Linked DNA regions of Mus musculus: region 1 is linked to region 2. The links are chromatin contacts, found by POLR2A ChIA-PET in ENCODE. All regions are on one chromosome and are shown on one strand. Each heading gives the region's core, a stretch centred on a gene start or an enhancer-like site at or near the end of the contact. The rest is flanking DNA. Distances are from core to core; before and after follow the strand shown. Region 1 overlaps Pkd1 (polycystin 1, transient receptor poteintial channel interacting). Region 2 holds the start of Rab26os (RAB26, member RAS oncogene family, opposite strand).

Region 1 (5,865 bases), core at 982-3,481, 39 kb after region 2:
AGTTCCTGAGACCACTGTCTCTCTCTGTTCCCAGGTGAGGAATATGTCGCCTGCCTCCCTGACAACAGCTCAGGTGCTGTGGCAGCAGTACCCTTCTACTTTGCCCATGAGGGACCACTGGAGACTGAGGCCTGCAGTGCCTTCTGCTTCTCAGCTGGTGAGGGCCTTGCAGCCCTCTCGGAGCAGAATCAATGCCTCTGTGGGGCAGGCCAGGCCTCTAACTCTTCTGCAGCCTGCTCATCCTGGTGTTCCAGCATCTCACTGTCCCTCAACTCTGCCTGTGGGGGCCCCACCTTGCTCCAGCACACCTTTCCCGCCTCCCCAGGGGCTACCCTGGTGGGGCCCCATGGACCCCTGGCCTCTGGCCAGCCAGCAGACTTCCATATTACTTCCTCCCTGCCCATTAGCTCAACACGCTGGAACTTTGGAGATGGCTCACCTGAGGTGGACATGGCTAGCCCTGCTGCCACCCACTTCTATGTGCTACCTGGGAGCTATCACATGACAGTTGTGCTGGCCTTGGGGGCTGGCTCAGCTCTGCTGGAGACAGAGGTGCAAGTAGAAGCAACACCTACTGTCCTGGAGCTTGTGTGCCCATCCTTTGTGCACAGTAACGAGAGCCTTGAACTTGGCATACGGCATCGTGGAGGCTCAGCCCTTGAGGTCACCTATAGCATCCTGGCTTTGGATAAAGAGCCTGCCCAAGGTGCCTACCCTCCTGCTTCCTCTTGTAACCTGGGTGGTAGGGCAGAGCCTGGCACCCAGCCTCATGCATACCCTGATGTCTTGTTCATTGCTTACCATACCTAGTGGTCCACCCACTCTGCCCCTTGGACACAGAGATCTTCCCTGGCAATGGGCACTGCTACCGCCTGGTGGCAGAGAAGGCACCCTGGCTGCAAGCACAGGAGCAATGTCGGACTTGGGCTGGAGCTGCCTTGGCTATGGTGGACAGTCCTGCCATCCAGCACTTCCTAGTCTCCAAGGTTACCAGGTACACCTATGCTGGAAAGGGCAAAATGGGTGGGGGTTGCTCAGAATTCTGGGTGTGGCCAAAGCCCTTAAGCCTGTAGAGGCTCAGGAGGAAAGCTGGGCAGCTGGGCCTTTGTGTACAGCCCCACAGGTGGCCTTTGCTGCCAGCTCTGTGTATGTAAAGGCAGATGTAGGTAGGGGCAGCTTCTCTAACCGTTTCTGGGAAGTGTCAAAGGTAGAACTGGGTCCTGGCCCCCAGACTTTCCTGTCTCTGTAGGGGAGGGCCCTGGGTCCTGCTGACAGGACTAGTTCTTGGTCACTGTTGATTGTATTTTCTCCTCTTCCTACCGCTGTGCTCACCCCCCACCCCATCCCCTGAGTACCTCCCTTCCCAATGCCACATGCTATCCCATCTGTGGAAAGCCTTTCAGGCTCCTATGCCCTGCGCAGGCTTGTGGGAACATATTCTTGGGCCCTACAGTCCTGTGTCTGGGTGGGTTGTAAGGGTATACTCCAACTCTCTTGGGTGATTGCTCCCTGGGTGGAATTGGAATACCTGTCTTGTGAGTGGTTAATCACATTCTTTACTTTGCCTGTGTGGTTGGAAAGGGGAAATAGAGGTCCAGAGTGGTTAAGACCTGCTTGCTCCAGAATCATCCAGTTGATGGGTAATAGTGCCCTACATGGAACCAGGGCTCCATTATGTCTCCCTCCCAGGGTGTGTGTCTAGGTTTGTGCCCACACCCAAGCATGTACCTTTGTGCATATATGTTCCTGGGTATGTACCTGTGCCTACGTTTGGCCGTGAACCTCTAGATTTTGCCTCTGGAGGGGCCTTCCAGTGTTGATAGTACTATCATGCAGCATGCATAGATGCAGTCTTGGTCCTCTTCTGCAGCCCTCAGAGTTTCCCTTCAGGTGTGGTGGTGGCCCATGATCCTTGGCCAAATCTGAGATGGGTCCCCAAGAAGAGCTGGTCCCATAGACATGATTCTGGATGAATGTGACTATGAGCCTGGGTTTGTGGTCCATGTTGGGTAATGTTTCTGAGGCTGTTTTAACACTTGAAAAATGAGGCTGATATGGCCCATTTACCAGGGTATTATGAAGAGTATGTCCTCAGAGGTCAAGCAGAGCTGCCCCCTGATGGCTTGGCCGTCCCTTGAATCTGGCCATAGGAGCCTGGATGTGTGGATCGGCTTCTCATCTGTGGAGGGGACAGAAGGCCTGGATCCCCGGGGTGAGGCCTTCAGCCTGGAAAGCTGCCAGAACTGGCTGCCTGGGGAGCCACACCCAGCCACAGCAGAGCATTGTGTGCGGTTGGGGCCTGCTGGGCAATGCAACACAGACCTGTGTTCAGCACCACATAGTTATGTCTGCGAGCTGCGGCCTGGAGGTATGGACTGCTGTGTGGCAGAAGCCATCCTTCTCTGTGCTTGTCTTCTAAGCTCAGTACTGACCATGAATGTTTGCTCTTGTGTCTGGGTTGGGACAAAACCAGAAAAAATAAGGACAGAGGAAACAAGATGAGAGGGGGCCAGATGGTTTTGCTAGGTGGCTTAGTCCTAAGTCCAGCTCCAACTTGAATGTTTCCCCAGTGTCACCTCTGCCTGGCTCTGGTACCTCATTGCATACTTACCACCCCTAGGGCCTGTGTGGGATACTGAGAACTTTGTCATGGGAATGTCTGGTGGAGGCCTGTCTGGACCTCTGCATCCATTGGCACAGCAGGAAACTGTCCAGGGCCCGCTGCGACCTGTGGAGGTAGGCCAGCCTTTCTGTGTTCTAGAACCCTTTGCAACATTACTTTACTGCTCTGTTGCTAATAATCAAAGTGGGAGCTGGGGATAGGGTTCAGTATCTGGGTTCAGTTCCTAGCACCTTAACCCTAAAAAAACAAAACAAAACCCCTCAAGTAGGTTTTGTTAGAAGTTGTTAAAATTGTTAGTGTGCCCAGTGTGACAGTTAGAAAAATATTTAAGAGTGAAGAAATGAAAAGCATCTAGTTCTGTTATCTGAAAAATTCTGCTTCTCCTGAACCTTTGCTCAGATAAATTTTTATTTTTTTCACACAAAGTCTTGTTGTATAGCCTAAGCAAGCCTTGAACTCATGATCTTCCTGCTTCAGGCATCCTGTTGTTCACAGCTGACTTTGATTTGGTTTTTCTTCCCAAGTGACATGAAATGAGGTTTAACCTTGAGAGGGCTATCCTTACACTGCCAGGGGTAGATGTTTTGAGCTGAGGCTGTCTCATCTCCTCCAGGTCATGGTGTTCCCTGGCCTGAGCCCTAGCCGGGAAGCCTTTCTCACTGCAGCAGAGTTTTCTACCCAGAAGCTTGAAGAGCCTGCCCAGATGCGGCTGCAGGTGTACCGGCCCTCAGGAGGAGCAGGTGGGGCTCTGAAAGGGAAATGAAGTGGAGGCTTAGTGGGTTGTCTGAATTTTCTCATGCCTTCGATTCCAGCCTCAAGGTAGAATGATGGCAGAGTTGCCAACTCCTGTTCCCTTGTCCCAAAGCTAGATCGGGTGGTACCTGATTGGGGATGATCTAGAGGCAGGGGAGTGATGGTGGAGACTGGGGAACTGCTTATCAAGGTTTGGTTTTATAATGGGTAAGTGGAGCATCCCTGATAGTAGCTTGTTAGTGAATCAGGCTCATGACATCCTTCCTTTCCCAGCAGCGGTCCCAGAAGGCAGCAGTGAGCCTGACAACAGGACTGAGCCGGCCCCCAAGTGTGTGCCTGAGGAACTCTGGTGTCCAGGAGCCAATGTCTGCATACCTTTTGATGCTTCGTGTAACTCTCATGTCTGCATCAATGGGTCTGTGTCAAGGCTGGGACTCTCTAGGGCCAGCTACACACTATGGAAGGAGTTCTTTTTTTCTGTGCCTGCAGGGCCTCCCACACAGTACTTGGTATGTGTCCTGGTGTGGGTCTCTGACCTATTCTTGAGGCTACTTCCCCCTATCTACCCAAGATGGTGGTCTCTCAACTAGATACCTTGCAGGCTTCTTTATATGCTCAATAGCCTTGCCCTGATGCTCTTGCCTGCATCCTGCGCCAGTGCCCAGTCTCATCTCCTTCTCAGGGCCTCTGCCCTCTGTCCTCTGTCTTCTAAGGGGGAACTTGCACTCTCATTTGGAGCAGCTACCTGCTTTCTAGCCTTATGTCCCTGAGAAAGTTCTTTCCACCTGTGGCAGTCACTCTTACTATATCTTCCTTGTGCATGTCCCCTATATTACAATGTCCTGTTTGACTCAGCCATGAGTGCCTTGAGGCAGGGACTCCACGAAGCACCATTTTCAGTGCTGAGGCCTGATATGGGTACTCTGTCCTCTCTGTCTCAGTAGTCCTTCTAGTCTTTATTATGGGGATGTGATACAACACTGCCTCCCTCTTCTATAGGTCACCCTCCACAGCCAGGATGTTCCTATGCTCCCTGGTGACCTCATTGGCTTACAGCATGATGCTGGCCCAGGTACTCTCCTACAGTGTCCCCTGGCTTCCAGCTGTCCTGGCCAAGCCCTGTACCTTTCAACCAATGCCTCAGATTGGATGACCAACCTGCCTGTCCATCTGGAAGAAGCTTGGGCTGGCCCTGTCTGCTCCCTACAGCTGCTTTTGGTCACAGAGCGGCTTACACCACTGCTGGGCCTTGGGCCTAACCCTGGACTACAGCATCCTGGGCACTATGAGGTCCGGGCTACAGTGGGCAACAGCGTATCCAGGCAAAACCTGTCCTGCAGCTTCAGTGTGGTCTCTCCAATAGCTGGGCTGAGAGTCATTCACCCCATCCCCCTTGATGGCCACATCTATGTGCCAACCAACGGCTCAGTCTTGGTGCTTCAGGTAGATTCTGGTGCTAATGCCACTGCCACAGCTCAGTGGTTTGGGGGCAATATTAGTGCTCCCTTCGAGGATGCCTGCCCTCCTGAGGTGGATTTTCTCAAGCAAGATTGCACAGAAGAGGCCAATGGCACCCTGTTCTCAGTGTTGATGTTGCCCAGGCTCAAGGAGGGGGATCACACAGTGGAGATTGTGGCGCAAAATGGAGCCAGCCAGGCCAACCTCAGCCTGAGAGTGACAGCTGAGGAGCCCATCTGTGGCCTCCGTGCTGTGCCAAGCCCTGAGGCCCGAGTGCTACAGGGCATCCTGGTGGTAAGTGTCCTACAACCCAGCCCTCTAAATGGTAAAAACAGGAAGCCTCCTCCCCATTGAGGAGGGATGACCTTCAGGTGTTTTCTAGGGCTGATAGCACCTATTACAGGATTTCCAGTGGGACCTGTTGGGGAGCCCTTGTCTTCTTAGTGATTATATCTCTCCTTAGTGGTGCTGGGTATGGAACCTAGGGACTCGTGCAAGATAGACAGGTTCTTTTGTTGTGAGTACACCTGAGCCCCATTTAACAATTTGTAAGTTACTGAAGGTCACAGTTAGAACATCTGTTCTAAAGACTCAGATGTTTCTACTCTTCAGATTTTAGGAAGCACTTCATCACATTTGCCCCAGCCTTCCCTGAGCCTCCACGAGACCCCATGTGTTTCTGGGCCATCTGTGGTGCTTGTAGCTACCTGATGCATGTGCCTGTTGAAATGGGATCTGAAACCTCAAGATCTAGCTATCTGCTTTATCCTAAGGGGATGGCATTGTCCTCATCTTGGGCATGCCCACCCTAGCACCAGCAGTCATTCACTTAAGGGCCATTTCTGTCCATCTCTCATGACTTGTCCAGGTGTATATGATGGCTTCCCCTGTGGATATACCTGTTCTGCACTGACCTGGGTAAACCTCCGAGATTGAGGTCCATTGAGATTCAAATGTTTTCCCAAAGATTATCCACTGAGAAGGAAGCTTATGAGGACTGGCTGGTCAGGGTGACTGTGTTGCTGATGCTA
Region 2 (6,097 bases), core at 2,360-4,859:
CACACACACACACACACACACACACACACAAACACACACACACACACCATCCATAGAGAAGGACACTACCTATCTTGGCTGTCACCAGCAGACAAGCAGCTCAAGGCTTCAGTCTTGCCAGAGCTGTGGGTGGTCAACAGGCTAGCCTTCAGCCAGAGCACCTTCTGCTCATATTTGCCAGAGTTTGAAGCACATCTCCTGGTATGAGGAAGCCAGTGCGGGGGCCTGAAGAATGTCCAGCCCCTACCTCAGCTCCCCCGGGCTCAAAACCAGATCTGGCTGCCAAATCCTATAGAAACAGACTTGGTTGCCATAACAAAGCTATGTGCACTTCCTCTGGCTGTTCCCTTGAATGTCCCCTTAAGCACATCTTTTCCATCCCAAGCAGGCAGGGTATTACAGCCAAGGTCCCCAGAGTGCCTTTGCTTACCTCAGACTTGAAGATCTCCCAGAATCTCTAAAAACCCTGGACACAAAAAACCTTTTGCCTCTTTCCCTCCCAGCTTCCCAGCTAGGCCTCCATCCTCAGTTTTCCTACTGTCTATACCCACAATCCCAACTCAGTGGGCGGGGGTCCCTTAACTTGCTTCTCCTGCCCAGTGTTCTGCTTCCTTCTTACACCCCATATCCAGCCTCTGTACCTGGCCTGCCCAGGCTGAACCCCTTCAGAGCTCAGTGAACTTCAATTCCCCTGCTGCCAGGGGCCCTAGCCTCACTTCACTCACATTTATTTGCCTTGTCTATGGTATAGGAATCAGGCTTTCTTTGTCTAGAAGTGCAGAGGACTTCCCAGGGGAGGAGAGTAGCCAGATCCGAGCACACAGAAAGAACACTCTGAGATATATGTCATCCCATCCCAGTGCCTTGCTGTCTCAAACAAATCCAACTGGTATCAAACTTGTGGCAGCAGGTCCAGGGATCTGCTTAAGTGGCTTTGACCCCCTTGTGTATGCTTCATCCCACCCCACAAAAGCTTGGGTAAATCACTAAAGTCCCAGGCCAGCAGGATGAAGAGCAGAGACCTCTCCAGCCCCACCCACACCTGCTTCCGGCACCCACAGCAGCTCCACTCATCAAGGCCGTTTCCCCTGCAAACGCGACCCCCTCTGGCATCCTCCTCTGGCTCTCTTGGAACTGGACGCGTTTATTTCTTGGCTTCTATGCTTCTATACTGTGACCTCCTCTGCTTGGGACTTTCAAGAATCATCAAGTCCGACACTAGCAGCTCAGTCTTAGAAGTCTATTTTCTTTAAGCCATTTACTCTTCCCTAGGACTGGCATTCTGGGATACTAAGAGTATCTGTTGAAGGATGGGGGTTTCTCATGCACAAGCCAGTCAGAGATCTGATAAACTGCTGGGTGCCTACAGATTTATGGGAATCCTTGTCTACAGTACGATACAACCAGCTGACAGTTCTTAAAAGCAGCCATAGGCTGGCACTTCACACATATGGCGCTTATGGTAGAGTAATAATGACCATGGGCTCTAGACTCAGACAGACCTGGGTTCAAATTCTACTTTGACCATGCAAGAGAGGAATAACTGGGTAAGTTGCGTGACCTTGAAGGAGACTGTATTTCTCACTATAAAACATTTTAATGGATCCAAGTCGGAAAGGAGCTATCAGAGGTAGCTTCAGCTCGACCTTCTTCCTATTTTCTGCACCAGGCATTGCTTCATCTGAGATGTATACCCTCTGGGGCTTAGAATAGGGATACCCCCAAAGACTGTTTAGTCTGACCCCCAAGGAACTAGAAGCCAGCCAGAAAGAAAGGGTATGGAGCTCCATTTGTTTCTAGTGTGTCAGCCTCAGCTCATTACTAAACACCCCGATCTTTCCTGTTCATTTCCTGAAAGACTCTGATGTACAGCTACAAGAAGTTATATCAAGGAACTTCTTGGATTTGGGCAATACTTTTGGCCACTCCTTCCTAGTCACCTTAGTCAGGCTGTACACAGCCATTCTCATTTCCTGAAGAGACAGCTGCAAATAGATTTAGGACCTCAGGGTACAGGGACTTGAGTTTCTGCAGAGAAACATGAATGTATAGAGGATCTTCAGGATTGTCTTTATGACTGCAGCAGCGCCTGCCACAAAGATCCTCAGGAAAGAGATCTGGGACATGGAGAGGCCCCTGAAGAACAAGGCTGCAAAGGAATGAGCCTGTGCGTGCAGGGAGCGGGGCAGGAGGGGAGATGAGACAGATATCTCTAGACCTCAGCCTCATCTGATCATGTTGGCCTGCCTCAAAAGAATCTAGGCTGGGACAACTGGCCTCTAGTGAGGGTTAGAAGACGCTGGTCTAGCTTCCTCACTATTTTACTTGACTCATAAATCATCACACATACCAGAGGCTCTCAGACTTTACCCTGCTCTGCCTCTTAACCTTACCTATCACTTACCTATACTTGCTGGCTTGCTCCTCTGACTCCCCCTGCCTGTAAGGCTCTTCCTGAAATGTCTCAAGACTGACTGCTTCTCCATCAGATCTTCAGCTAACTGTAGGTCTCCCTACCAAAGATTTAAGAACGCCCAATACTCAATACTTTATCTGTGTTCAGTTCCCCCCCCCCCGTAAAACTTATCACAGTTCCTCATGATTTTTAACTTTTTATTTTAACTAGAATAACAGTACTGCAGGTGAGTTGCCACAAGGAGACAGTTACCAAAGTCTTGAGACATTTTTGTCATAACAAAACAGGGCTGTGGGTGTTACTACTACCATTCAGTGAACAAACTCAGAATTGCTGCTGGACTGCGTACAATGCACAGGACCCTAGAGGCAGAATGGTCTGTCTCAAAACCGCGTACCAGATGAGCTTATCAGTTTGGAATCCGGTTCTCCGCCGACTTTCCAGAGCCTAGGATACTGCTTGGCACACAGGCAGCGCTCAAAAAAACATAGGAGTGCAAAGACAACGAAAGAGAGAGTGAAGGGAAGGAGTGACAGACGGATTTACTTGGAGTCAGGAGGACTTATAGAGGCTGAGACCCCAGCCGTCTCAGTCCCGCCCCCCAGGCTAGGCCCACGACCGCTCGCGACGCTCCCACAACCAGCCCGCGCTCCACCGCACTCCCCGGAAGAAGGAGCCCCAGGTCTTGTGCTCCGCGCACTCACTCACCCGCCCGCGGCTGCCTAGGAGCAGCGACTTCACCCACCGGCATCATCTTGCCCCTCTCGGCCCGCGGCCGGGAAAGGTTTCAGGATACAGGAGCCGGAAGTCCCGGGGCAGGTCGGAACTTGTAGTTCACGGACTTCAGGAACTCTAGGTGCTGCTTCACGCTTTGAGCTTCCTAAACTACGACTTCCGGCGACCTCTGTACTGAAGGACCGGATTGGTAGCTTCAGAATCACTCTATGTTGCACATTGGAATTTGATTGGCTAACTGAACTCGTCACTCATGGACTCAATGGCTCTACAACCGGGAGGATATTCGAGCTACTCAAAATACCGCCTCCAAAACAAAAGTCGCTGTACGATTGGTGGAAATTGCAGGACAGCTCGAGGAGCATATCAGCAGTGGAGGAAGGTGGGCACTTCCTCAGAGGTGGCCCAATCACATAAGGGGCAGTTCTATAAACTCTTGAGCCTCGCGAGCAGTCGCTCTTTTTGGGAGTGAGTGTGTTCGTGGTCCCTTTCATCTAGGTTTTGTAAGGAACGTTTTGGGAGTAGTGCTCGCCGAATGGAACTCAAAGGACCTCTGCTACAGATCTGCCTTCCTCCCGAGCTGAAGTGCTTTAGTCCTAAGGGTTTAACCCTTCCCCATTTTTCTTCTGACTCCATTTTTGCAGGTATGAACTGGTCGGGCCTGGCTTCCCTTTTCAGCCCCAAGCCCGTGATGAATTAATTTCTGACACCTCGTATGAAAACTGCATGCGTAGTCTGATTACATTATAAGACTGAGGCTTGGGCGCGACGTCACTAATTGGATGGGTTTTGAGTGAAAAGTTAACCAAAGTAAAGATTTATGTTTGATTTTTTTTTTTTCAGGGCATGTTGAGTCGGCTGCATCTAGAGATCCAACGAGTAGGAGTGTTGGCTGGTAAGCTGGGCATCCGTGTATCTGAGTTTCTTAGCAATAAAGTGAAATGCAATCTTACTGTGGTTTCAGACGTTGTGATTTCATGTGCTGATAGCACAGTGCCGTAGAGGCCCTGGTTTGGCGTCACACAGTCCGCAAAGGGGTTGACTAAGATATTCTGTTTGAATCATTCTAATCTAGGGTGACCTTATAAGCCAGCACTACTTAAGGAATAGGCTGTGGGGCACCCTAATCTTGATAGTAAACTATTCCTGTGGGAATTTTGGTGACGGTATCAGCGCATGTGTAAATTAAGTGTTTCCCCAGGTGAAGTACCTTTACCCCCCCACTAAGCCATTTTTGCCCCAGGAGGTGGTTTTCCACAGATGACACAAACTCCAGAAACACCTTTATTAATAGGGACTTAGAGGACAGGTTTTCACTCAACATTTGTGGCTTGGTGACTTTAGTACAAAGTGGAACGGACTGGGCCAGCCTGCTAAGTTGTGACTGGGTTCTATCATTCTGACCTTGCTGTGCGTCCCTATATCAGCCTCCTAGTGAGTCGGAAGCAGTCCAACAAATGGACAGTGACTGACATAGCCTTGAGTGGGGTCCTGTCTGAGCAGTGTGCTGCGTGTGGTCCCCCTCCTCACTTCTGGGAGTGCCCAGAAGAGGGCAGCAATGTGCTGTGGCCTGGTTTTTATGCTTCAAGACCATTTCTGGTGGCCACTGGGGCAAAGGGTAAGCATTAGCCTCTGGTGTCTTTGAGAAGACACTAGGGCATCCATCCTTTGAGGACAAGTCTATAGACTCGGGCAATTCTCAAAGGCAGAACTGCTTCCTCCAGCGTGGAACTGAGTTTCAGCAAGGTTCAGAGTCGACAGCAGGAGACCCCTCGGCCCTCCCTCTTAACATAGTCATGCAGCCTGAAGCGCGGCTCGCTGGGAGCCTTGGCTGATCTCTGTTTCAGCTCCCTGAAGAGCAACAGGGGAGGGGATGTAGATAACATAGAACAAGGTAGCCCACTTATCCTAGAATGTGAGGTAGTGTTTGTTCATTACCAGGACTTACTTTGCTATGGCTGTAAAAGCCAAGTCCACGTTGAGGCCAGTCCTTGCGCTGGTCTCCATGAAAGGTAGCCCATACTCCTGCAAATAGTTACTGCCAGCTAGGTGCTGGGCACCTGGGGGCAGCTCAGTGTCCCAATCTCAAGAACACCCTCATCGTCCTCCCTGTCGACTCACCTTGGCTAATTTCTCCCCATCTTCCCTCTTTACCACACGGTCTTGAGTAGAGTCAACCTGGCCAGGCACAGGGATTTCATTAGTGCCTGTCCCCGGTGCACCCTGTGGGCCAGGCTGGAGAGGACAGGCCCAGAGTCCTACCTTGTTCCCTAGCAGCATGAGCACCACATCCTGCTGGGCATATTCCTGGATCTCTGTCAACCAGGCCTGTATAGGGAAAGCTGAGGCCAGTCTCAGGGCTGGTCCTTGTGGCCTCTTGTGCCACACCTGATTGAGTGGCTTTGCTAGAAGCCCTTATTTATCCAGGTGGTCCTGCTAATGGAGCCAGGTGTCACCCAGGCCCGTTGAGTTAGCCAATAGCCTGGCAACCATGAGCTGAGGGGTTCATCATGTCTATCCTTCCTGTTAAGTAACAGGACTCGGGCTCCTGATGCCATTTAGACAGTCTTGATTCATTCCCCCACCAAGGCCACTGACCTGAATGTTGTCGAAGGAATCTTTGTTGGTGATGTCGTAGAGCAGCAACAGTGCTGGATATAGAAAGCAATGAAGACGTCCCTGGGGGGGGCCTGGTGGCTCCTAACTACCTGCACCCTTTTAGATACTCCCAAGTGACTGCATCACCCTCACCTGCTGTCCCATAAGTGTGCCTACTTGCCTCCTGCCCCCATGCCAGTAGGCAACCCACACTATGTGGAGGATAGCCAGACCCCATGTCAATGGGCTTACCGTGAGCATCTCGGTAGTAGGCATGGGTGACACTTCGGAACCGCTCCTGACCAGCTGTGTCCCAGATCTGTGGCAACAGGCACTGGTCATACTGCC

What was found. ChIA-PET counts read pairs that join two places held with the same protein, here RNA polymerase II (POLR2A).
Region 1: POLR2A ChIA-PET joins it to region 2 with 22 read pairs in embryonic stem cell. The contact joins the enhancer-like site here to the promoter of Rab26os in region 2. POLR2A ChIA-PET finds 5 or more read pairs at or near these places in 3 of 5 experiments (Patski and embryonic stem cell).

Annotation. Positions count from the first base shown.
Region 1 is chr17:24,564,977-24,570,841 of GRCm38, forward strand. Pkd1 (polycystin 1, transient receptor poteintial channel interacting) reads left to right here. Exons shown (of 46, transcript NM_013630.2): 5 at 35-706; 6 at 811-994; 7 at 2,151-2,368; 8 at 2,621-2,736; 9 at 3,237-3,363; 10 at 3,650-3,885; 11 at 4,376-5,128. Among named protein-coding and RNA genes, the nearest start is that of Pkd1, 18 kb to the left of the region's middle. Within about 2 kb of position 2,232, at least 1 of the 3 ENCODE cell types and tissues checked has a DNase peak (open chromatin) inside an H3K27ac peak, as active enhancers do.
Region 2 is chr17:24,524,642-24,530,738 of GRCm38, forward strand. It overlaps Rab26os (RAB26, member RAS oncogene family, opposite strand), which reads left to right and starts at 3,610. Exons shown (of 2, transcript NR_045289.1): 1 at 3,610-3,795; 2 at 3,995-4,103. It overlaps Traf7 (TNF receptor-associated factor 7), which reads right to left and starts at 3,297. Exons shown (of 21, transcript NM_001172113.1): 1 at 3,125-3,297. It overlaps Rab26 (RAB26, member RAS oncogene family), which reads right to left. Exons shown (of 9, transcript NM_177375.1): 4 at 6,002-6,068; 5 at 5,750-5,802; 6 at 5,414-5,479; 7 at 5,273-5,329; 8 at 5,100-5,176; 9 at 4,413-5,002. The coding sequence ends at 4,900. It overlaps LOC115488833 (a small nucleolar RNA gene), which reads left to right and starts at 3,835; the gene lies at 3,835-3,912.